Linked DNA regions of Mus musculus: all the other regions are linked to region 1. The links are chromatin loops, found by intact Hi-C in ENCODE. Cell type or tissue: gastrocnemius. All regions are shown on one strand.

Region 1 (8,000 bases):
CAACCCACATAAAAGGACAAGGAGGAAGGAGACATTTCTTCTTTGCTTGCTTGCTCTCATTTAAGCTGGCAAGTTTATCTATTCTGCTGCGGCGGCATTCATTCACTGGAATTAGAGCCCACTTCTTAGGGCTTCCAGTGTACACTGAAAGCCGGCTGTGACAGGCAGCCTCATGGACTGAGTTCTTGGCTTTCCCTTCAGGAGACATCTACTGTTGGACTGGCCAGATCACAGGTGCTTAGCCACTCTATTAGATCTCCTTTAATGCATGTAGATTCTATCTAGCAGTTCTGCTCCTGTGGAGAATCTTGACCTAAACTATGTAGTAATGAGAAATGAGAATACTCTACCTATATCATCCTAGTTAAGGGAAAGGTAAGATGAAAAACCAGCATTTTTTTATCTTAATAGTGGCATTATAGAGACTTCTTGAGAACATCATCTGCAGATGACAGGTTTGCTCTCTGCTCCTCTTGATACCAGTAACTCAGAGCTGTGTCTATGTCCTGGACATCCCAAATGGTAACATATGACTCATATATAGGGCAGGCCCAAGACCCATTACTGCTTGTTTATATATGATGGTACATTTATAGGAAAATAGAAAAATATTAGATGTTCAGCCAGACATGGTTTCTAAGTTCATGTTGGCCACAGGAGATTTAGGTACATTTTTAAAAACAAGGCATGCAAGAGGCTCCCAGTGGGAGGACCTAAGCTCAGGCCAGGGAAAATTCTCCTAAGAGCCCATGATCTGACACAAACATCAAACATGTTCTTCATGACAAGTTCCTAAAGAAATTGGGAAAGGAGAGAACACATCTCAACATATTAAAAGCTGCATATGGCAAACATATGGCCCACGTTGTGCCAAATGAGTAAACCTCCTTTATTATCCATTCTTTATTCAGTTCAGTACTTGAAGTCTTAGCTAGGACAATAAAAAAACAAGTGGAAAAAAACTATAAATAGAAAAGGCAAGAGTCAAAGATAATATAAGGTTCTATTCATAATAGAACCCCAAGTCTTCCTCAGAGAACTCTTACAATCATTTCATGAAAGTGACAGAACTCAAAATTAACTTAAAAATCTTGGTCGCGTCATGTATCCCAATGATAAACATGCTAAAGAAGAAAACAGAATCAATCTCATTTATACAATTAGCCACCACCTTTCCCCAAATAACATTCCTCGAAATAAGAGTAACCAGGAAAGGAAAAGCCCTGAATAACTGAACCTTTAAGAGCTTCAAAAACATTGGAGTACACTAAAAAAGAAATACTACTCATCCCATAGGATTAGAAGAATTAATGTCATAAAAATGGCTGGCATATGAAAATTAATCTACAGATTCAATGCAATTCCTATCAATATTCTAATGCCATCATTCACAGGAATAGAAAAAAAAGTCTTAATATTAGGTTGAAAGCATGCAAGATCCCAGACAACGCAAGCCTGAGGCAGGGAAAATACTGATGACATCACTGTCCTGGTTTCAAGCTCTGCCTCAGAAACACAGTAAGAAAAGCACATGGTATGGCCTGGATACCAGACAGGATAAAAAGCAAGAGAGCTCAGACAAAACAAATATAAATCCACAGGGCTGCAGCACTTGATTTTCTTTGTTCATTTCTTTGTTTCTCTCTTTCCTCCTCCACGTCCTCTTTTTTTTTCTTTCAAAGGATCTTATTGGTGAAATGACCTTTATGAAATAGTGCTCAAAACAATGAAAAGGAGGCACACATTGTGATCAGAATTAATGTCATAAAAATGGCTGGCATATGAAAATTAATCTAAAGATTCAATGCAATTCCTATCAATATTCTAATGCCATCATTCACAGGAATAGAAAAAAAGGTCTTAATATTAGGTTGAAAGCATGCAAGATCTCAACCAAAACCAAAGCCAAAATAAAAAATAACAATAAAAACTACAACAACAACCCTCCACCCCAAAGAGGACCCTGCATTGACTCTGAGGAATATGGCCCCACAATACACCCTCTTTCTCCAAGTTCAAGATGGCATCAGAAGATCAACAGACCCAGGATGTGTGGGTGTTATGGAACTTTGCTCCTGTCTGGGTTGGGGGTGCTCTGTGGTGCAGAAGACAGAGAAGAGCCTTTCTGTGAACAACCCCTGAGTGAAATAATCCATAATGGAGGACCCTCTGCCCTGGTACCAGGAGGCCTCCTTTGATTCCAGTGTCAGGGCTCCCTCCTACTGACCATTTTGCTTCCCTACCTCAAGATCCTCTTGTCAAATGATGTCATCTACTGCTGAGCAGTACTGCCTTTCAGATCCAGTAAGCCCATGTCTCAATGATTGCAGACACTTGCTGTAACCCTGCCTTATTCTGTTGATATTCTTTCCCTCATCTCTCTGTCTTACTCTGTCTCTGTCTCTGCCTCTGTCTCTGTCTCTGTCTCTGTCTCTGTGTCCGTCTCTGTGTCTGTCTCTGTCTCTGTCTCTCTCTTTGTGTGTGTGTGTGTGTGTGTGTGTGTGTGTGTGTGTGTGTGTGTGGACATGTGTGTGTAGATGCTGTTGTTTCTCAGATATCCTTATTTTGAGAAAGACACACTCACTGGCCTATATTTCACCAATTAGGCAAGGGTGTCTGACAAGGGAGCTTCAGGGATCCACCTCCCTCCTTCTTCAGTGCTGGAATTACAAGCTCACTCCACTATGCCTGTCTTTTATGTGGATTCTGGGTATCCAACTCATAACTTTCTCTTTGAAAGACAGTTACTTTATCCTGTGATTATCTCCCTAGCCACTCATAGAAAAATCCATGGAAATGGTGAACATTGTGATTAATGTGTTAAGTGTGCTACATTTTGTAAAAAGAAACTCATTTTTATCTTGCATAAGCCATGAGGAAGTTGCTCCTACTTTGAAAGCACTCAGTTAGCTGGCCGGATGCAATGTTTCCTGGTATGGTTGGGCTATTTTTAAAAATTTGATAATTGCTCAAAAATGTTTCACGGATGTTAGGCATTATAAACTGCATTGCTGCCCTGAACCTCTGAGAGCACTGTGGCTCATCTTCCCTGACCCTTGCACTGCATTTTGATGAGAAGCGTTTCCTCCATCTTCACTGTGAGTACCGGTCTCTGATCCCACGCAGAAGTCCACTCTCTATCCAAATGACTCCAAGGTGGTATTAAATTGAAAGCCACCCTCACTAACCCCACTCCTGACCACACCAGGCAGAGACTTCCTAACCACAGAGGCACAGACTGTAGGGACAAGGGGCTAATCCATTGTTTTTCCTTGCTCCAGTATTTTCCTATGTGATTCTATGGGTCTGTGGTTGTTCAGACAGTCACTAGTCTGGCTGGAGTTTTGGTTTCAGTAAATTAGAGGTGTTTTACTAAGAAGGAGCCTGACCAAGACAAAACCAGAGAAAATTCTCTAAGTAAGGTCCCAAATATTGTTAGCTAAAGAATTATAGAGTGAATAACCACAGTTATTATTTGGGGATCAAATTAATTTATATCCTGCCCGAGCACTGGCAAGTCTTGATTCTGTAACAGACCTCCAGCAGGACCCCCAGCAATTCCAACAAGCAGTTCACACAACAGCAGGGCTTAGACATTAGCCTGTTTCATCTGTGACCCATTACCTTGTAGGCCTATCTAGGGGCAGTGAAACAGTTTTGAACAATTAGTAATGTTTTAAGGATAGCCCAACTGTGCAGAGCTGGGAGTATTCCCTATCCAGAGCTGGACCTGGGTTGTCTCCTGGCTGGTGCTCACAGTTTCTCATGGGCAGGGGCTGACAGTGACTGTCCTTAACAATGTAGTGAAATGAGTAAGAGCCACTCAATATATTACATGTAATATATATTAGATACAATATGTATGTATTCTATGTTATAGCCAACCAAGCCTAAATATATATCTTTACACACACACACACACACACACACACACACACACACACACACACACACATTGCACACACATACACACAAAGACACATCGCATTGTTCACAGTCTCTGTGACACTTCTCATGCTTTGTTGTTCCGATGTGGCTTGGTCTATAGGAACAGTCTGCAATCCTTTATTTTTACAATGAATGTTTGATAAATAATCATTATGTTTTGACATCAGAATTGAAACCAAGTGTTGTGGTCACTATCAGAATTGATAAAAATTTGACAAAACCTTTGAATGGTACAACTTTGTTCCTTGGTATGCTGTCTGTGGATGTTATACAGCAATGGGGACCAAGGATACACACTGGGCCTATACTCCTAATTCTATAATTAACATAGAAGTAAATTGGGGGGGGGGATACAGATCTTCCCTTGGTGGTTAGTCAATCTTTTTGTTTCCCTGATCCTTATGACAACTGGAGAAGTGCTAAGCCTATGGAGCAGGGTACAGAAATCATGAATTATACTGTGGGAGTGCAAGGAACTCCTATTTTATGGGTAAATAGAACTCAAAGTCTACATAGAACTTTTCAAGTTATGGTTGTCCATAGTTGATGCTACCTAGAATTTTCATAATAAATTTTACATGCCTTTAGAGGATGATAGAAGATTATTGCTACTAGTTCCATAAATCTGACATTTCGCCTTGTGATATGTGGATTACTGACAAGGCATTAGACTGGATACAGAGGCAGAAATGTTAAAGGGAGCACCCTTGGATGCTTGTTGACATCTCCTCTGAAGAAACCATTGATTGGAGCTCTTATGGCTTTCTTCAGGAAAATGGTCTTACTCAGAATTTAGACTGCAACAGTAGAGTTCAATTGGAACTGTGGAAATTAGTTCTACTGTTAATGAATGTATTTGATGGCATGGAGTTGGACTGTCAGTGCTCTCCTGCAATCTGACCATCCAGTGCAGACTTATTTCTGGAAATTAACAAGTGCCTTTTACCCTCCTAAAGCATGGAAAAGGAGTTTAAACATTAATGATGGTTTGTCGTCTTTGACCTTTAGCTTAAATCTATGTCACCCCTTTGTAGTATGGATATCATTCCCTAATTTGCTACTGAAAAGGCCTGTCCAGTGCCAGCCTAATGATTATAGTATCCCTTGTGACTATCGGACTCTTCATAGCTGTGCTAATTCTAGTATGTCCTTAAATGTCACTTCAGAAAGTTTGTGCTTTCTTAGAGCAAAGCCAGCTGTCCAGAAGGCGGTAAGATTGTCAAGACCATGGCAAAATTCACCTGTGATGATTTTTAATACTTGATGAGAGTATTAAGAAGAACTTGTAGGATGACTGGGGTGTTTGTTGCTGTAGCTATGGGGATTATTGCTTTAGCTACTGTTGATACACTGCAGGTAGATCAGCGGTTCATAAAGTAATTTGAACTGCCGAGTTCATGAGGGACTGGCATAAACATTCTGCAGAACTTTGGACTCAACACAATAAAATAGTGACATGGTTAATGAAATAGCTGATCTGAGACAAGCTCTAATACTAACTGGAGTTAGAGACAAAGAACAAGTGAAGTTTAAATGTGATGGCATGTTATATATTGTATTTTATCTTTAAATTTCAATGAGAACAAGTATGACTGGAAAAAAGGTTAAAATGCATTTGATGGGCCACCCTCATTCTTATTAAATGATTTATAATTTTCAACAAGAAATTAAGAATATGTTCTCAAAAAGCTTGCCTGAAATGACTGGGGTGAATGTTATGGAAAGCAGTGCAGATATTTTAGCTTTCTTCAATCTTGTGCATCATTTAAATAGATTCCTTGGTCTAGCAACTGCTATCCTTGTCTTTTTACTTATAGCTTTACTGGCTCCTTTGTGCAAGATTGTGAAACAGCATGATAGAGAAAACACTGTATTTACTGGAAGGATGCATGATCTTCAACATAAATTTAATTCCCAAGATAACTGAATAGAGTTTAAACAAAAGAGAGATGCAGTGGGCAAACTGGAAGAGCCATTGCACCTGGCATTTACTTTGGAGTGATGGCCACTTACAGTGTGAAGTTAAGCTCTTGAAAACAATCAGTGACAGTTATCTGAGATTTTGGGGGTTGCTGATTCTTGGGAATTTCAGATCCTTAGCATGTCCTCAGTACCAAGACTCACCTGGCAAACCAGGAAGCCTTGTGTGCCCGAGAATTGCTCAGGTAATGATTCTTTCAGACAACTCCTAGATTAAGCAAGAGGTTTTGGTCTGTGGGAACTGAATTCCTAAATGGCTTTTGTGTGTGTGTGTGTCAATCAAAGAAACTGCTTCTGTAAGCCTCTGTGGGTTTCATTCTATCAGAGACTGTCCTTCCCTGCTGCTTGCTAAGCTTTAACCTGTCCTGCAGGGTTTCTCTTTCTTCTCCTGCATAACTCAGAACCACAACAAGTGATCTAACTCACAACATCAGATTTGAACACAAAGCCAAGTGTTATATGAAAAGCAAAGACAGCTGATCTCCTCTAAAAACTATAAATGCCAGGGAATTCTTCTGGTTTTCATGAGAATGACATAGGTAAAGGTCCAGACAGAGAATTCAAAAGGATGATTATCAATATGATCAAGGAAAAAGGACTCAGTCAGATGAATGACAATCAGGGGTCAACAAAGGGCATGATAATGGAAGTGAATAAAAAGAAATACTGAAGAAACCTGTGTCTTATATGAGGCTAAAATTATTTTTTTTTGTAAATCAAATGCTCATTGGAAAGGCACATTAACACAATGGATCACCTGAAAGAGAGATTATCTGAAGTTTTAGGTATATATAGATAATATAGTATTGGAAGACTTGTTCAAGTTTGGCCATAATAATTGAAAAACCTATGAATAAACCATGTGTAATCTTTGGAACACCAGAAAATAGAAGAAGAAGAACTCCTTTCCCATAGCATCCAATATATATTCAATGAATCCTAGCAAAAATGTCCCCCAATTAAGGGACAGCAAGGCACATCTAGATACATGTAGAACTCCAGATATACAGGGCAGAAAAAGAAACTCCTGAAGTCATACTATAGTGAAAATCCAGAATGTATTAAGCATATCATTTTGTACACTGCAAGAGAGAAACAGGAAGAACTATAAAATAGGCCCTTCAGAGTAGCAAGTGACAGAGGGCAGAAGAATCTTTGAAAACTAGAGGCCCTAACATGATCTGGCAGAGCTTGTCTGTGGCTGTTTCTGATCTGGGACTTTATCTCCATGGGACAAAAGGAGAGCCTACAGCCCGGACTCCAAGGGCATCTGAGTATCCCAACCTGGCATCTTTCTCCAAGCTTGACTGCTCCAGAAGACAAGCATGGTCTATAACACACAGGTGGAAGGAAGGGGTTGCCTCCTCTTCTCTGGGATTCTCTGTAGTCCAGAAGATGGCCACTGAAGGAAACTCCTGTGCCCAGGATCCTCCCTGAGTACAAAGCTCTGAGTTCTCCTTTCCTGGTGTCAGGGCTCCACTCCTCATGTTATCATACATCTTGGGTTATTGAACAAGCTGAATCTAGACACCCTAACCTCAGCAGTGGTGACCTTGATCTGGTGGCAATAACACTTCTGTGATGGATCTCCTCTCAGGAAAGGTCTTTTTCTAAAACTGAAACTCAGATTCAGGATGTCTATGAAGACAAGGGCAGGGCAGGGCAGGGCAGGGCAAGGCGGGAGAGGGAGAAGAGAGGGAGAAGAGAGGGAGAGGAGAGGGAGAGGAGAGGGAGAGGAGAGGAGAGGGGAGAGGAGGGGGGGAGGGGAGGGGACGGGAGAAGAGAAGAGAAGAGAAGAGAAGAGAAGAGAAGAGAAGAGAAGAGAAGAGAAGAGAAGAGAAGAGAAGAGAAGAGAGAAGAGAAGATGTGAGGTGTGGCGTTCTGGTGTCCCAGGAAGAACTGCACATAGATAGGAGGAGACCGTGGGATGGACAGTCGGATCTCCCTGAGTTTCTTTGTCCTTACTTGTCCACACACAGCCCTTGCTCTCTACTCTTTTCTGCCAGGATCTGAGCCCTATTTATCTAAACCATCAAAAAGGGGGGCTGTAGTCAGACTAGGTTTCAGTTTCG
Region 2 (8,000 bases), 81 kb before region 1:
AGAGAAGATAGGAGAGAGGAGATGAAAGGAGAGGGGAGAGGGGAGGAGAAGGGAGATGGGAGGAGAAGGGAGATGAGAGGAGAGGAGAGGGAAGAGGGGAGAGGGGAGATGAGAGGAGAGGGGAGAGAGGAGTGAGGAGAGGGGAGAGGGGAGAGGAGAGAGGGGAGAGGGGAGAGGGGAGAGGGGAGAGGGGAGAGGGGAGAGGGGAGAGGAGTAGAGGCCAGCCATGAACCCATGAAAAAGAGCAGGGAGGGGATTGGGGAGAGAAGGGACAGAGAGAGAAGAGAGTAAAAGAGTTAGGGTTAGAGTGAGTAAGAGAGTGAGGTGTTGTCAGAGACCATCCCGTGAGAAAGCGAGCCCTTCACAATCTCCCTGACAGGCCAAATGGCCTCGTGATAGGAGCCTGTTGTCACTCCCTCCTCCCTATTCCCTTCCTGGCACCTGAGCCTGTAAAAGCTGAATTATAGTCCCCTCTTCCCTATCTCTTCCTGACTCCCATATTCCATCCAAGGACACGAGTTACGCCTGAGCCCGGCCTGACACCCAAGGCTGTCAAGGAGGATCTATGTTCCAGAGATAAGATGCAGAGTGCCCGCTGCCTAGCGCCTGACTTCAGTCCCCATGTCAGCAGATGCCTGCTTCTTTGTTCTTTGTAAAATTCCCCCTCGACCCTCCCTATTCCCCGTGATGTATGCTTTAAAACAAGGCACCTCAGCATAATAAACGGAGACATTGACAAATTTGCTTGGTCTCCTTCTTTCTTTCCCTTCCTCCCATCTCCTTCCAGGTTTGCAGTCCCCCTCCCACCCATGAATAACTGAATCCCGCAGGACAGGATAAGAGGTGTGTGTGTGTGTGTGTGTGTGTGTGTGTGTGTGTGTGTGTGTGTGTGCGCGCGTGCGCGTGCGCGCGCGCGCGCGCAAAACAGCACCCTTTTATAGTGAGGAATACATGGCTATTACCAGGTAACTTGGGCAGAGCCTAGAAGGAATGCCCCACTCCATATATTCTCCTTTAGATAAGGCCTCCTTTAGATGGGTCAAGTTGTTTAAGGTTCAACAGAAGGCCTTATTGTATCTGAGGGGTGACCCTTTTAGCACAGTTCATGGTAGATACTTTGGCTTGCATGGCTGGCTAAGGCACGTACTGAACCACACACAGCCCTTGTTCTCTACACTTTTCTGCCAGGATCTAAGCCCTATTTATATAAACCACACAAGGAGGAGTCAGAGTAAGATTCAGTTTCAGTTCCAGGAAATGGCTAGTTTGTAGGAATCAAGGGGCAACTCCCACATTCACAGGTTAGATAAGGTCACAAACGTGCCAAGCTGTTCTGCCCCTCTGGATTCCTCTGGGAGAATGCTAACTCATGTGATGGCTTTTACCTCTGGGAAGACTGTCCTAGTGTGGGTCTTGGGTTTAGAGATTTTGCAGCACGACTTAAGTTTTGCTTTAAGCAAATTAGAGCCTTTTTATTAAAAAGAGACTGGCTTAGACAAAACCAGAGAGTTTTCTAGCTAAGGCCCCAGCTATAGTCAGCTAAAGGATTATACAGGGAAAGCCCAAAAAGTTAATATTTTGGGTAAATTAACTCATTCTTGTCTGGGTTTGGGTGAGGCTTGATTCTGAACCAGACCTCCAGCAGGTGACTTAGCCAACCAAGAATGCAAGCAAGCAAGCAACCAAGCAAGCAAGCAAGCAACCAAGCAAGCAAGCAAGCAAGCTAGCTAGCAAGCTAGCAGGGAGTTCACCAGTAAGCAAAGCTTCTCAGATAGCCTGTTTAATCTTGCCTCCCATTCTTGTAGAAATAGCCGGGGCAGTTGTTAATCAGCTGCAGGAGTTCTCAGGTGTAGATTTTGGGGTCCCTTAAGTATCCTATCATATCATTTGCAAATCCTGATATTTTGAGTTCTTCCTTTCCAATTTGTATCCCTTTGACCTATTTCTCTCTCTTTCTCTCTCTCTCTCTCTCTCTCTCTCTTTTTTTTTTTTGTCTAGTTGCTCTAGCTAGAATTCCAAGTACTATATTTAATAGTTAGGAAATAGATAGTCTCTGGTTTTAGTGGAATTGTTTCAAGTTTCTCTCCATTTAGTTTGATGTTGCCTACTGGTTTGGTGTATATTGCTTTCACTATATTTAGGTATGGGCCTTGAATTTCTGATCTTTCCGTGAAGGGATGTTGAATTTTGTCAAATGCTTTTTCAGCATCAAATGAAATCATCATGCAGTTATTTTCCTTTCAGTTTGTTTATGTGGTAGATTACGTTGTTGAATTTCCATATATTTAACCATCCTGGGATGAAGCCTACTTGAATGTGGTGAATGATCATTTTGATGTGTTCTTGGATCCATTTTGAGAGAATTTTATTGAGTGTGTTTGTATCAATATTTCTAAGGGAAATTGGTCTGAAGTCCTCTTGTTGTTTTTTGGTGTAAATTAGGTATAAGTCTAATTGTGGCCACATAGGACAAATTGGGTTGTATTCATTCTGTTTCTATTTTGTGGAATATTTTATCTCACATATAGTCACCAAACCCAGATGTCAGGAAGTACTTTCTGACAGGAGCCTAATATGGCTGTCTTCTGAGAGGTTCTGCCAGAGTCTGAAAACACAGAGGCAGATGCTTGCAGCCAACCATTGGACTGAACCTGAGGTCCCCGATGTAGGAGATGAGGAGGGCCTGAAAGAGCTGAGGGGGTTTGCAGCCCCATGGAGGGAGCAACAGTGTCAACCACAAGACCCTCCGGAGCTTTGGGACACTGGACCATCAACCAAAGAGCACACATGGAAGGATCCATGGGTCTGGTTGCATATGTGTCAGAGGATGGCCTTGTTGGAATCAGAGGGAGGAGAGGCCCTTGGGCCTGTGTGTTTCCACAGATGACCCAGTGTAAAGGAATGCTAGGGCAGGAAGATGGGGCTGGGTGGGTGAGTGGTGGAGCACCCTCATAGGGGCAGGGGGAGTGTGGATGGGATCGGGGGGGGGGGTTTGAAGGGGAGAACTGGAAAGGGAAAACATTTGAAATGTAAATAAAGAAAATACTCAATTAAAAAAAGAAAAAAAGAACGAAGGAAAAGAAATAGCTTTGTCAGTGAAATATCTTTCAACAACCAGCAATATTTTCTTTTTACATTTTTATTGGATATTTTCTTTTCATTTTTTGAAGTCCATTAATTCTATTTAAACTGAATCAGTCTCTATGAAGGTAAAAAGGTATAGAAATAACATCAGACAGGAACAATACCCAATTAAGTCACTGTGGTATCCAGTTTCTAATCACAAAGGAAAAGGTCCAGTCCATCTTTTAGGATTTTTTTTTTGAAAAATTCCTGACATTACAGAACTAAACTGAAATGTATTAATAATCCACTCTTACATTTCCATGACAAACAGAAATTCATGAGCCAACCCCCCCCCCCAAAAAAAAAGAAAAAGGGGGAGAAGCTTATAAATATGGATATCTCAGCGTAACTGATGAACAGATAAAGGAATTAAAACACTTCAGTTAAAATATCATGAGTGGATGATATAGTGTGTAGAAACTGAAAATTTACAAACTATTTTAAAACCTGGAATGGTTGGCTGTTCAGAAACTACACAGATGCATCATAGGTGGTGGTGACCAGCAGAAAGGGATTATGGGTGAATCTGCTCTGTTCCCCCTGCCCCCTGTCTCTGAGGAAAGCCTGACATTGATTACATACTGAGCAGGGCTAATGCTGGCAGCAGATCCAGTGATAGAAACCTGCCTATCAGTAGATCCTTCCTCTGGTTTGCAATTTTGATCTGTGCCCCAGACATCTGATGGATCTCATTGATTTTGGCCCCCAGACATCCGATTATGCAGCCAATCAAATCATTTGGAATGGTGAGATCATGAGAAGTAGTTTGAGCAGATGCATCGAAACCTGCACTGAATCTGGTGTTGCCATGGGTCATGGGAATATGAGACTGTTGCATTGCCAACTGGTGCAGCTTGGTCAAATCTGGCTGTGGAATGGTACACTGTCCTTGAATGGTATAGGCCTGACCACCTGCAAAGATGACTGAAGAACTGGAGGGCTTGGGCCTGTACTGGATGGTCACGCCCTTCAGGGGGACTCCAACATGGCCATGCAGATCTGTTTCACATACTCAATGATGGATTGTGAAATGCCAACAATAGTTATTGCCTGCTCACTTGAGTTAAGGAGCATATCCCCTGCCACCTGGACCTGAGCCCCTGTTCTCTCTCTTATTTCTTATTTCCTTGATCTTGCAACCACCTTTTCCAATAAGAGAGCCACACAAGACACACAGAGAAACACTGTCTCAAAAAAACCAGAGAGACAGAGAGAGAGAGAGAGAGAGAGAGAGAGAGAGAGAGAGAGAGAGAGACTGACTAGCAGGAACCTCCAGATGTAAGGTAACCGGGGGTCTACTGGCAGCTGTGCTATTGGTCATAGAGCTGCTTATGTCCTCTTCCAGTTTGTCAATGATCATTGCAAGGCTTTGAAGTGACATTAGTCTGTCGAGACAAAGTGATAATATTCCCAGGACAATTCCTTCTGAGATGTTGATAAGTGCACCAGTCTTCTCGTGCAGTGCATCTTAACAGATTCTCCTTTCTTTTGTATGATACTGCCAACTTCCTTTCCATGCTTAAGTAGCTTGATGGCGAGAGTGACAGTTTATAAACCTTCAATCACACTGGTGTCCACGTCTAGCAGTTACAGGGAGCTGGACTTTGAGTAGTCAAGTCTTTGGTCACTGGAGGCACAAGTCCACTGAGGAGAAAAGGGGAGCAGGCAGGAAGGGGAAGGGCAGGAGACCAGGGGTGGGGTATGTGTGGGGTGGATCAATACTGGCGGGTAGGAAGCCAAGCCCCCCCCCCCCACTAGTGGGCAGAGGAGGGGGGTGTGGAGAAGGAAGGGAGAAAGAGATGGGGACAGGTGGAGGGGAGCAGAGGTCAGGCAGGCAGGAGAGGGCTCAGTTTGGGGCTGCTCTGCTTGCTGCCTCTGCTGGCCTCTTCTTTATTTATATTTCAAATATTTTCCCCTTTCCTGGTGGCTCCTCCCCTCCTGGAAGCACCCATCTCGTTCCTCATCTCCCTACTTCTATAAGGGTGTTCCCCTTTCTAAGAGGGACTGAAGCATCCACAGTATGTTCTTTCTTCTCTTGAGCTTCATGTGGTCTGTGAATTGTATCTTGGTTATTCCGAGCTTTTGGGCTAATATCCACTCCTCAGTGAATCTGTACCATGTGTGTTCTTCTGTGATTGGGTTACCTCACTCCGGATGATATTTTCTAGTTTCATCCATTTGCCTAAGCATTTCATATATTCATCGTTTTAAATGGTGGGCAGTACTCCATTATGTAAATGTTCCACATTTTCTATATCCATTACTCTGTTGAAGGAAGTCTTATAAATAAGACTGCTAAATGTGGTTTATTTACACAATGGAGTACTACTCAGCAATTAAAAACAGAAAATTCATGAAATTCTCAGACAAATGGATGCATCTGGAGGATATCATCCTGAGTGAGGTAGCCCAATTACAAAAGAAGTCACTTGATATGCACTCACTGATAAGTGGATTTTAGCCCAGAAACTTAGAATACCCAAGATACAATTTGCAAAACACATGAAACTCAAGAAGAAGGAATATCAAAGTGTGGCTACTTTGCACCTTCTTAGAATGGGGAACAAAATACCCATGGAAGGAGTTACAGAGACAAAGTTCTGAGCTGAGACAAAAGGAAGGACCATCCAGAGACTGTCCTACCCAGGGATCCATCACATATACAACCACCAAACCCAGACGTTATTGCATATGCCAGAAAGATTTTACTGACAGAACTCTGATATAGCTCTCTCTTGTGAGGCTATACCAGTGCCTGGCAAATACAGAAGTGGATGCTCACAGGCATCTATTGGATGGAACACAGAGTCTCTAATGAAGGAGCTAGAGAAAGTACCCAAGGAGCTAAAGGAGGAACAACAATATGAACTAACCAGTACCCTCCAGTACTGTGTCTGTAGTTGCATATGTAGCAGAGGATGGCCTAGTTGGCCTTCAATGGGAGGAGAGGTCCTTAGTCTTGCAAAGGTCATATGCTCCAGTGTAGGGAAATGCCAGGGCCAGGAAAAGGGAGTGGGTGGGTTGGGAGCATGGTCGGGGGAGGGAATAGGGGGCTTTGGGGATAGGACTTGAAATGTGAATGATGAAAATATCTACTAAAAAATGAAAAATAAATAAATAAATAAGACTGCTATGAACATAGTACAGTATGTGTCCTTGTTATATGTTGGAGACTCTTTTGGGTATATGCCCAGGAGAGGTATAGTTTGGTCCTCAGGCAATACTATGTCCAATTTTTCTGAGGAACTGCCAGACTGATTTCCACAGTGGTTGTACCCGCTTGCAATCCCACCAACAATGGAGGAGTATTCATCTTTCTCCACATCCTTGCCAGCATCTGCTGTCACCTGAGTTTTTGACCTTAACCATTCATACTGGTGTGAGGTGGAATCTCAGGGTTGTTTTGATTTGCATTTCCTTGATAACTAGGGATGTTGAACATTGCTTTAGGTACTTCTCAGCCATTCAGTATTCCTCAGTTGAGAATTCTTTGTTTAGCTGTACCTCATTTTTAAATAGCTTTTTTAAAAGTACATTAAAAAAAAAACTTTATTTTTTCCTCCTTCCCTTTCTACCTCTTTCTCTGGCCTGCTTGGTACAGCCCATAGGTTCTTTATTTGTTTCTTGTTATGGATGGTTGTCAGTCACCATGCGGTTGCTGGGATTTGAACTGATGACCTCTGGAAGAGCAGTTGGTGCTCTTAACCACTGAGCCATTTTACCAGCCCTGTACCTCATTTTAAAAATAGAGTTAAAAAAAATAAAAATAGAGTTATTTGATTCTCTGGAATCTAATATCTTGATTTCCTTGTATATATTGGATATTAGTTCTCTATCAAATGTAGGATCGGTAAAGGTGTTTTCCCAATCTTCTGTTTGCCTTTTTGTCCTATTGACAGTGTCCTTTGCCTTATAAAAGTTTTGCAATTTTATGAGGTCAAATTTTTTGATTCTTGATCCTAGAGCATAAGCTATTGGTGTTCTGTTCAGGAATTTTTCCTCTGTGCCCATGTGTTCCAGGCTCTTCTCCACTTTCTCTCCATAAGTTTCAGTGTATCTGGCTTTATGTGGAGGTCCTAGATCCACTTGGGCTTGAGTTTTGTACATGGAGATAAGAATGGGTCAATTTGTGTTTTCCTACATGCTGACAGCCAGTTGAACCAGCACACACACACACAGACACCCCACCCTTGAAGCCCCCACACACAGAGAATGAGGGCTCAGGCCTGGGCAGACAGAACCAGAAGCACTGAAACTGACTAGTTTAACTAGAACCTTCCCACCAGAGTAAGCCATAAAGGCTGAGAGTCCCTCTCAGACTAATGAAGCTGAGCTGCAGAGAAGACTCAGCATCCAGACCAGCTTCCTGGAAGAAGCAGAAACCCAGTAAGCTGCCTGGAAGAGGGTTAGAGCAGAATCACTTGTAAAGGATGCTCTCTGACCTGCTGAGCTGCTCCAGGGCCCCAGCTTTCCTGAGCTGTCACTCATGCAGGGGTGAGCCTTGGTGATGAAACTGTCTTGAGTATTTCCTGCTGTGTTAGAAACCCCGATAAAACCCACTGGCTCATAAAGTTGAACTTTGGTGGTATCTGTATGTTGGTCTGTAGTGGCTCCATACCTGGGGTGAGCATACATGGGTGTTGTGACCACCCAGGATACAGTTTGTCACTTTATACCCACCATCTGTCCCCGGGTACAATTTATACCATTATTCGCATCATTGTCACTTCCCTATCAGACCTTCACCTTTGTACCATCTGTCATTCCTGAAAACCCTGTCATGCCTTGCACCAAACACGTTGGTACACATGTTTCCATATATCCAGGGAATGCCTTCATATTTCTCTGCAGCTCAGAACCCAGTCTACTCTCCT
Region 3 (8,000 bases), 160 kb before region 1:
ATATCTCAGTTACCCCCTCCAAGACTTAGTGTGATGTAGAAGAGACAACAGAAATGATGTGGGATCTAGGGAAATGGTGGAGTATTTTGACAATGTAAAAATCCCTGAAACAGTGAAAATCTAAATCATTCAATCAATTAGTGTGCCAATGAGATGTAGAGATAGTCAAAAGACTAAATGGCTGATACATACTTGAAAATTTACTCGATTTCCTGAACTATCAGAGGAAGGGCAATTCAAAATGTTACCTCCAAGAAACCACTACCAACAACAAATGTTGAAAAGAGGAAGCACACTCACTGTTAAAAGTTGGTGCAGTTCCTTCAGATATTGATCACTGTCCCAGGTACACTACTCACTTCAACGTGAAGGACTGTTAGTCAACAGACCACACAGATGCAAGCACATCCGTGGTTAGAGATGCTGTGTTAATGATCACAATGAAATCAACTCAGTGTAGATGAATGGACAAAGACATTATGGAACATAAACAAAATAAACATCTATACAATTGTGAAGAAAAATGAAACCATGAGCTTTTCAGAAAAAAAATAGTGTAATTGGAAGTTGTTGTTCAGAGAAAAGAATATGGACCTCAGAGCCACAAATAGCACATGTTGACTTTCACAGGATAAAGCTAATCTTACAAAACTGTGTGTGCGTGTGCGTGTGCGTGTGTGTGTGCCCGGAGAACATGGCCTACAGAGGCAGAGGCAGAGGCAGAGGCATGCAGATGAGTTCAAGGTCAGGATAGTCCTGTGAGTTCAAGAACATCCAGTGTTATACAGAGAAACTTTTCCTGGAAAATCAAAACAAAACACTCGCCGTCCAAAATGTGTTGGTATCATTTTTCAAATGGTGCAGGTGCTAGAAGACTACATAGTGGAAAAAGTGAGTTATTCTAGCCTGGGTATCTACTGCTTGTCTAGCCATTCATTTTACACTATTTCAAGTAAACTTTCTCATGAGCTTTTGCGACTGTTACAAGGAAATTTTCTCATGTACTGTTAATAGGAATGTTTTGTTACCTGAGCTAACTGTTAATCCAAAGTCTGTTATGTTCTACACCTTATTGTTCTTGGAAACCAATCATAACAGAGGTCAATTAGACCTGCTTTATATAGTTTGCCACAAAAGCTTGGACTTGAGACCTGCCTTGGAATTGATATCCTACTTTCTTCCATGTGTGTGGGTAACTGACACCCTGGTTGGCAAGTTGGGACATGAATACTAGGCAAGTTAAGTCACCCTGCCACAGTTGAATCACCCAACCAATGAGGACAGGAGAAGCATGCCACAAGTATATGTTCTTTAGGAAGTCTCTTATCCCTAAATAGTGGAATAACTTGGCACAGAGATTTGTGGATTTCAGGGTTCAAAGTTCTGTATGAATCTGGCTCAGAGTTAATCAGCTCCCAAGTCTGCTCTGTGGCACTAATTGGTCAGTCCTGGGGCAAATGCTCCTTAAACTATCCGTGGCTGACTGAGACTGGTGTATGGTGGGGTTTGTAGGGCAACTTCTGGACCCCAACATGAGTAAGTGTTGTAGATTTGTCTTTTAACAAACCCCAAATGATGACTCATCTTGGTGCTCAAATTGTCTCTGTCTGGAATTTACTGTAACCCAAGTAGCTGGGCACCCCTCTAATGCATTTTTCTACATTGGGTCATTTGCGGTTGGAAGATCTACTCTAATTCTGGGCTACATCTAAGGACATGGAGGAAGGAGACATTTCTTCTTTGCTTGCTTGCTCTCATTTAAGCTGGCAAGTTTATCTATTCTGCTGCGGCGGCATTCTTTCACTGGTATTAGAGCCCACTTCTTAGGGCTTCCAGTGTACACTGAAGGCCGGCTGTGACAGGCAGCCTCATGGACTGAGTTCTTGGCTTTCCCTTCAGGAGACATCTACTGTTGGACTGGCCAGATCACAGGTGCTTAGCCACTCTATTAGATCTCCTTTAATGCATGTAGATTCTATCTAGCAGTTCTGCTCCTGTGGAGAATCTTGACCTAAACTATGTAGTAATGAGAAATGAGAATACTCTACCTATATCATCCTAGTTAAGGGAAAGGTAAGATGAAAAACCAGCATTTTTTTTTTATCTTAATAGTGGCATTATAGAGACTTCTTGAGAACATCATCTGCAGATGACAGGTTTGCTCTCTGCTCCTCTTGATACCAGTAACTCAGAGCTGTGTCTATGTCCTGGACAACCCAAATGGTAACATATGACTCATATATAGGGCAGGCCCAAGGCCCATTACTGCTTGTTTATATATGATGGTACATTTATAGGAAAATAGAAAAATATTAGATGTTCAGCCAGACATGGTTCCTAAGTTCATGTTGGCCACAGGAGTTTTAGGTAGATTTTTAAAAACAAGGTGTAAAATATGCATCTCAGCCTCATCAATACACTAGCAAGATTTTGCAAAAAAAAAAAAAATAAATAAATAAATAAATAAAAATAAAAACAAGGTGTGCAAGAGGCCCCCAGTGGGAGGACCTAAGCTCAGGCCGAGGACAATTCTCCTAAGAGCCCATGGTCTGACACAAAAGTCAAATGTGTTCTTCATGACAAGTTCCTAAAAAAACTGGGAAAGGAGAGAACACATCTCCACATACTAAAGGCGGCATATGGCAAACATATGGCCAATGTTGCGTCAATTGAGAAAACCTCCAATCAAACACACTGAGCACAGGAAGAGGTTCTATCAATAATAGAATCCAAAGTCTTCCTCAGAGAACTCTTACAATCATTTCAGGAAAGAGACAGAACTCAAAATCAACATAAAAATCTTGGTCACCTTCATGCATCCCAATGACAAACATGCTAAAGAAGAAAACAGAATCAATCTCATTTATACAATTAGCCACCACCTTTCTCAAATAACATTCCTCGATATAAGAGTAACCAGGAAAGGAAAAGCCCTGAATAACTGAACCTTTAAGAGCTTCAAAAACATTGGAGTACACTAAAAAAGAAATACTACTCATCCCATAGGATTAGAAGAATTAATGTCATAAAAATGGCTGGCATATGAAAATTAATCTACAGATTCAATGCAATTCCTATCAATATTCTAATGCCATCATTCACAGGAATAGAAAAAAAAGTCTTAATATTAGGTTGAAAGCATGCAAGATCCCAGACAACGCAAGCCTGAGGCAGGGAAAATACTGATGACATCACTGTCCTGGTTTCAAGCTCTGCCTCAGAAACACAGTAAGAAAAGCACATGGTATGGCCTGGATACCAGACAGGATAAAAAGCAATAGAGCTCAGACAATACAGATATAAATCTACAGGGCTGCAAGCACTTGATTTTCTTTGTTCATTTCTTTGTTTCTCTCTTTCCTCCTCCACGTCCTCTTTTTTTTTTTCTTTCAAAGGATCTTATTGGTGAAATGACCTTTATGAAATAGTGCTCAAAACTCTGAAAAGGAGGCACACATTGTGATCAGTCTCAACCGAAACCAAAGCCAAAATAAAAAATAACAACAAAAAAACTACAACAACAACCCTCCACCCCAAAGAGGACCCTGCATTGACTCTGAGGAATATTTTCCCACAATACACCTTCTTTCTCCAAGTTCAAGATGGCATCAGAAGATCAACAGACCCAGGATGTGTGGGTGTTATGGAACTTTGCTGCTGTCTGGGTTGGGGTTGCTCTGTGGTGCAGAAGACAGAGAAGGGCCTTTCTGTGAACAACCCCTGAGTGAAATAATCCATAATGGAGGACCCTCTGCCCTGGTACCAGGAGGCCTCCTTTGATTCCAGTGTCAGGGCTCCCTCCTACTGACCATTCTGCTTCCCTACCTCAAGATCCTCTTGTCAATGATGTCATCTACTGCTGAGCAGTACTGCCTTTCAGATCCAGTAAGCCCATGGCTCAATGATTGCAGACACTTGCTGTAACCCTGCCTTATTCTGTTGATATTCTTTCTCTCATCTCTCTGTCTTACTCTGTCTCTGTCTCTGCCTCTGTCTCTGTGTCTCTGTGTCTGTCTCTATCTCTCTTTCTCTCTCTTTGTGTGTGTGGACATGTGTGTGTAGATGCTGTTGTTTCTCAGATATCTTGTTCCTTATTTTGAGAAAGACACACTCACTGGCCTATATTTCACCAATTAGGCAAGGGTGGCTGACAAGTGAGCTTCAGAGTTCTGCGTTTCTCCTTCCTTAGTTCTGGAATTACAAGCTCACTCCACTATGCCTGTCTTTTATGTGGATTCTGGGTATCCAACTCATAACTTTCTCTTTGAAAGACAGTTACTTTATCCTGTGATTATCTCCCTAGCCACTCATAGAAAAATCCATGGAAATGGTGAACATTGTGATTAATGTGTTAAGTTCACTGTGCTACATTTTGTAAAAACAAAATCAATTTTATCTTGTATAAGCTGTGAGGAAGTTGCTCCTACTTTGAAAGCACTCAGTCAGTTGGCCGCACTCAATTTTTTCCTGGTACAGTTGGGCTATCCTTAAAATTTTGTTAATTGTTCAAAAATGTTTCACTGATGTTAGGGGTTATAAAGTGCATTGCTGCACTGAACCTCTGAGAGCACTGTGGCTCATCTTCCCTGCCCCTTGCACTCATTTGGATGAGAAGCATTTCCTCCATTTTCACTGTGAGTGCCGGTCTCTGATCCCACGCAGAAGTCCACTCTCTATTAAAATGACTCCAAGGTGGCATTAAATTGAAAGCCACCCTCACCAACCCCACTCCTGGCCATACCAGACACAGACTTCCTAACCACAGAGGCACAGACTGTAGGGACAGGAGGCTAATCCATTGTTCTTCCTTGCTCCAGCATTTTCCTATGTGATACTATGGGTCTGTGGTTGTTCAGACAGTCACTAGTCTGGCTGGAGTTTTGGTTTCAGTAAATTAGAGGTGTTTTACTAAGAAGGAGACTGACCAAGACAAAACCAGAGGGAATTCTCTAAGTAAGGTCCCCAATATTGTTAGCTAAAGAATTATAGAGTGAATAACCACAGTTATTATTTGGGGATCAAATTAATTCTTATCCTGTCCAAGCACTGGCAAGTCTTGATTCTGTTACAGACCTCCAGCAGGACCCTCAGCAATTCAAACAAGCAGTTCATACAACAGCGGGGCTTAGACGTTAGCCTATTTCATTTTGTGACCCATTACCTTGTAGGACTATCTGGGGCAGTGAAACAGTTTTGAACAATTAGCAATGTTTTAAGGATAGCACAACTGTGCAGAGCTGGGAGTATTCCCTATCCAGAGCTGGACCTGGGCTGTCCCTTGGCTGGTGCCTCTCATGACATCTGTAAATCCTGATATGTAGAGTTCTTCCTTTCCAATTTGTATCCCTTTGACCTATTTTTTTCTCTCTCATTTTTTTTTTTGTCTAGTTGCTCTAGCTAGAATTCCAAGTACTATATTTAATAGTTAGGGAATAGATAGTCTCTGGTTTTAGTGGAATTGCTTCAAGTTTCTCTCCATTTAGTTTGATGTTGCCTACTGGTTTGGTGTATATTGCTTTCACTATGTTTAGGTATGGGCCTTGAATTCCTGATCTTTCCAAGACTTTTAACGTGAAGGGATGTTGAATTTTGTCAAATGCTTTTTCAGCATCAAATGAAATGATCATGTGGTTTTTTTCCTTTCTGTTTGTTTATGTAGTAGATTACATTGATGGATTTCCATATATTGAACCATCCCGGCATCCCTGGGATGAAGCCTACTTGAATGTGGTGAATGATGAGATGATTTTGCTTTCCCTCTTAAAATTCTTAAAGAATGCATCAAAGCTGGAGGCCCAAGCCATGGCTCTGTATAGCAGAAGCTGAATGGAGAAGAGAGGAGAGAAATACTAATCATTAATTAAAGCAGGACAAGCCTTGCTGTTTGCTCGTACAGTAAAGCAGGACCCTCTCCAGTCCCCCATGAGAGCCAGTATTGCCTTCCCTCGCTTCTCTCAGTTGCTGCTTCTACTGCTGACCAGGATAGACCAAGTCCTCTTGTTCAGATTTTGCTTTCTCCTAGAAATTTCCTCACACTTGCTGGTGTAAGTCAGACTCCACTGACTCTGTACAGTTACCCACTGCAGTCTAAAAGGACAGAGCAGTACATTCAAGGCAAAAGAAGCAATACTTCCCCTGGCTGTGTCCTCAACCTTATGTGAACCCTTTCCTAAGGTGTCCATAGGGCCTCTGGAACTCTAGCCTCATTGTGTGGGTTATCATATAACGAGGGAATGACACAGGACAACGGGAGGAATGACTGATTTGAAAAGAATGTTCAACCAACTGCAAGTTCCCCCTTTTGTCTTAGAGGAAGTGGGACATGGCCTCTGTGGTAGGCAGACTCCTAAGAGGGCCCAGTGAGCCCTGCTCCCTGCTCTTCCGAAGATCAAGGTGTATGCTCCCCGGAACAGTGCTCTATGGGTTGATGACGTTGGAACTCAAGACAAACTAAGAACCACAGCTTCCAAGAGATTGTGCATCCAGTGGACACAGCCAGCACTGAGGGGTACATTCTGGGAGAACTCTGACAAACAGCGTGTGTAATGTAGTTCAGAATTTCAAGGTAATAACTTTTCTAGAAATCACCTTGGCTCAGATACTCCAGAAAACACAAGGATAAACTTGGAGAAAGAATTAAAACAAAACTATAGAAAAAGACTACATTAGGAATCACTGTTTCATATTTACCTAAATTATTTATAGTACATATAGGAACACATGCCTACATATGTGTATACTTTAAATGAAGTGATGACACTTCCTATGGCTGAGAATGACTTCCCCATCAGCCACAGAGTAACAGAAACTTCACTGTCAGGCAGGAGAAACTTTGAGTTGTTTGTCAGTGGTGTACATGAAACTCCCCCAATATATGCTATTGCTGTTGACCTTATTTGAGCCTCAGAAGTTGAAGGTCCCTTTTGTGAAGTCACCACACACTTCAGATACAGAACTTGGAGAAATTGAGCTGAATCTGACCCAGAAGTGTTTTCCTGAGGACCAGTTTTCATAATACCAGAAGGTGCTGGAATGTTGCCAAGGGAGGAAAGCAATAACCTACCTACCTGTGACACCTATGAAGTACAATGACCACCATCACATTGAGATAACTGTAAAGGTGCCATTGTGGCATTTGTGTGTTGGTGATAACAGGCTACTGTCTAGTTTGACTTCAGGGCTGTCTGAACAGGAAGAAAATCATGCCTGGTAGGTGAAAACCTAAGGAACCCTACGTGGCCATGTAGGTCAAGGGTCTCAGAAGAGAGCCTACTAGGCCAGTTTCCCATCCAAATATAATTCCTCACTGCTTCTCAATACTTATCTTTATACCCACAGGTATGTGGGACTCTCACTCACTAGCCATTAAAGATGCTCCTTTTCCCAGCAGTCACAGATCATGTCAGAGAGCCACAACTAGTCACAATGCAGACAGCAACTGACTGTGTGATGCTCAGCCTCAGTTGATACAACATAAGCCTTACACCTAAGACAGGCAACACTGTAGAAGAGGGTGCAGAAAGACTACAGAGTCAAAAGACCAGAAAGTCTGGTGTAAGACTGAGTCTTCTAGATATGACAGGAATGATACACTTGTGAAATCTCAGCAATGTGGCCATTAAACAGACCTGAACAGTAATGCCACCAGTGGACATACCTACGTGGATGTGGGAAATTGCATGGATTGTCACACTTAGGTGAAGAGTCACAAGCAATAAAAAGCTGCAGAGTGGCAGAGTTAGTCTTACCAGCGATGAGCTCCCTAAATAATTCCCAAAGTTATTTAGTTCCTATGTTCAGCCCTAATATCTGTCTGTCTGCCTGTCTAACTATCTGCTCCCGTTCATCTGGTTATCTTTTTTAATCTGTATATCTTTGTATATAAGCTACACTAAATGTACTCAGCAGATTGAGTTCATGTATTTGTTTATAGGTATGTCACAGTCATAAAGAATTAGAGGCCATATATTTGAAACAGAACAGTAAGATCAACCTTCCTG

The links. Peaks named below come from ENCODE experiments on the same cell type or tissue, not always from the same donor. Only the 100,000 strongest peaks of a DNase experiment are listed, where the experiment ranks them.
Region 2: a loop joins it to region 1, with 2.1 times the contacts of the local background. A loop is called at or near these places in 20 of 42 quality-filtered maps.
Region 3: it touches region 1 in a loop (6-fold over the local background); 15 of 42 quality-filtered maps call a loop at or near these places.

The regions. Positions count from the first base shown.
Region 1 is chr11:49,073,565-49,081,564 of GRCm38, forward strand. It overlaps a transcript of Ifi47 not described here. Among named protein-coding and RNA genes, the nearest start is that of Ifi47, 9.5 kb to the right of the region's middle. In gastrocnemius, no CTCF peak of the experiment used is centred here; no DNase peak of the experiment used is centred here; H3K4me3 peaks cover 702 bases; H3K27ac peaks cover 1,847 bases.
Region 2 is chr11:48,993,010-49,001,009 of GRCm38, forward strand. Gm42074 (a long non-coding RNA gene) reads left to right here. Exons shown (of 4, transcript XR_879821.2): 4 at 512-740. It also overlaps the pseudogene Gm12186. Among named protein-coding and RNA genes, the nearest start is that of Tgtp1, 4.8 kb to the left of the region's middle. In gastrocnemius, no CTCF peak of the experiment used is centred here; no DNase peak of the experiment used is centred here; H3K27ac peaks cover 165 bases.
Region 3 is chr11:48,917,689-48,925,688 of GRCm38, forward strand. The region is part of intron 1 of Gm12185 (predicted gene 12185); the gene reads right to left. Among named protein-coding and RNA genes, the nearest start is that of Gm12185, 5.5 kb to the right of the region's middle. In gastrocnemius, no CTCF peak of the experiment used is centred here; no DNase peak of the experiment used is centred here.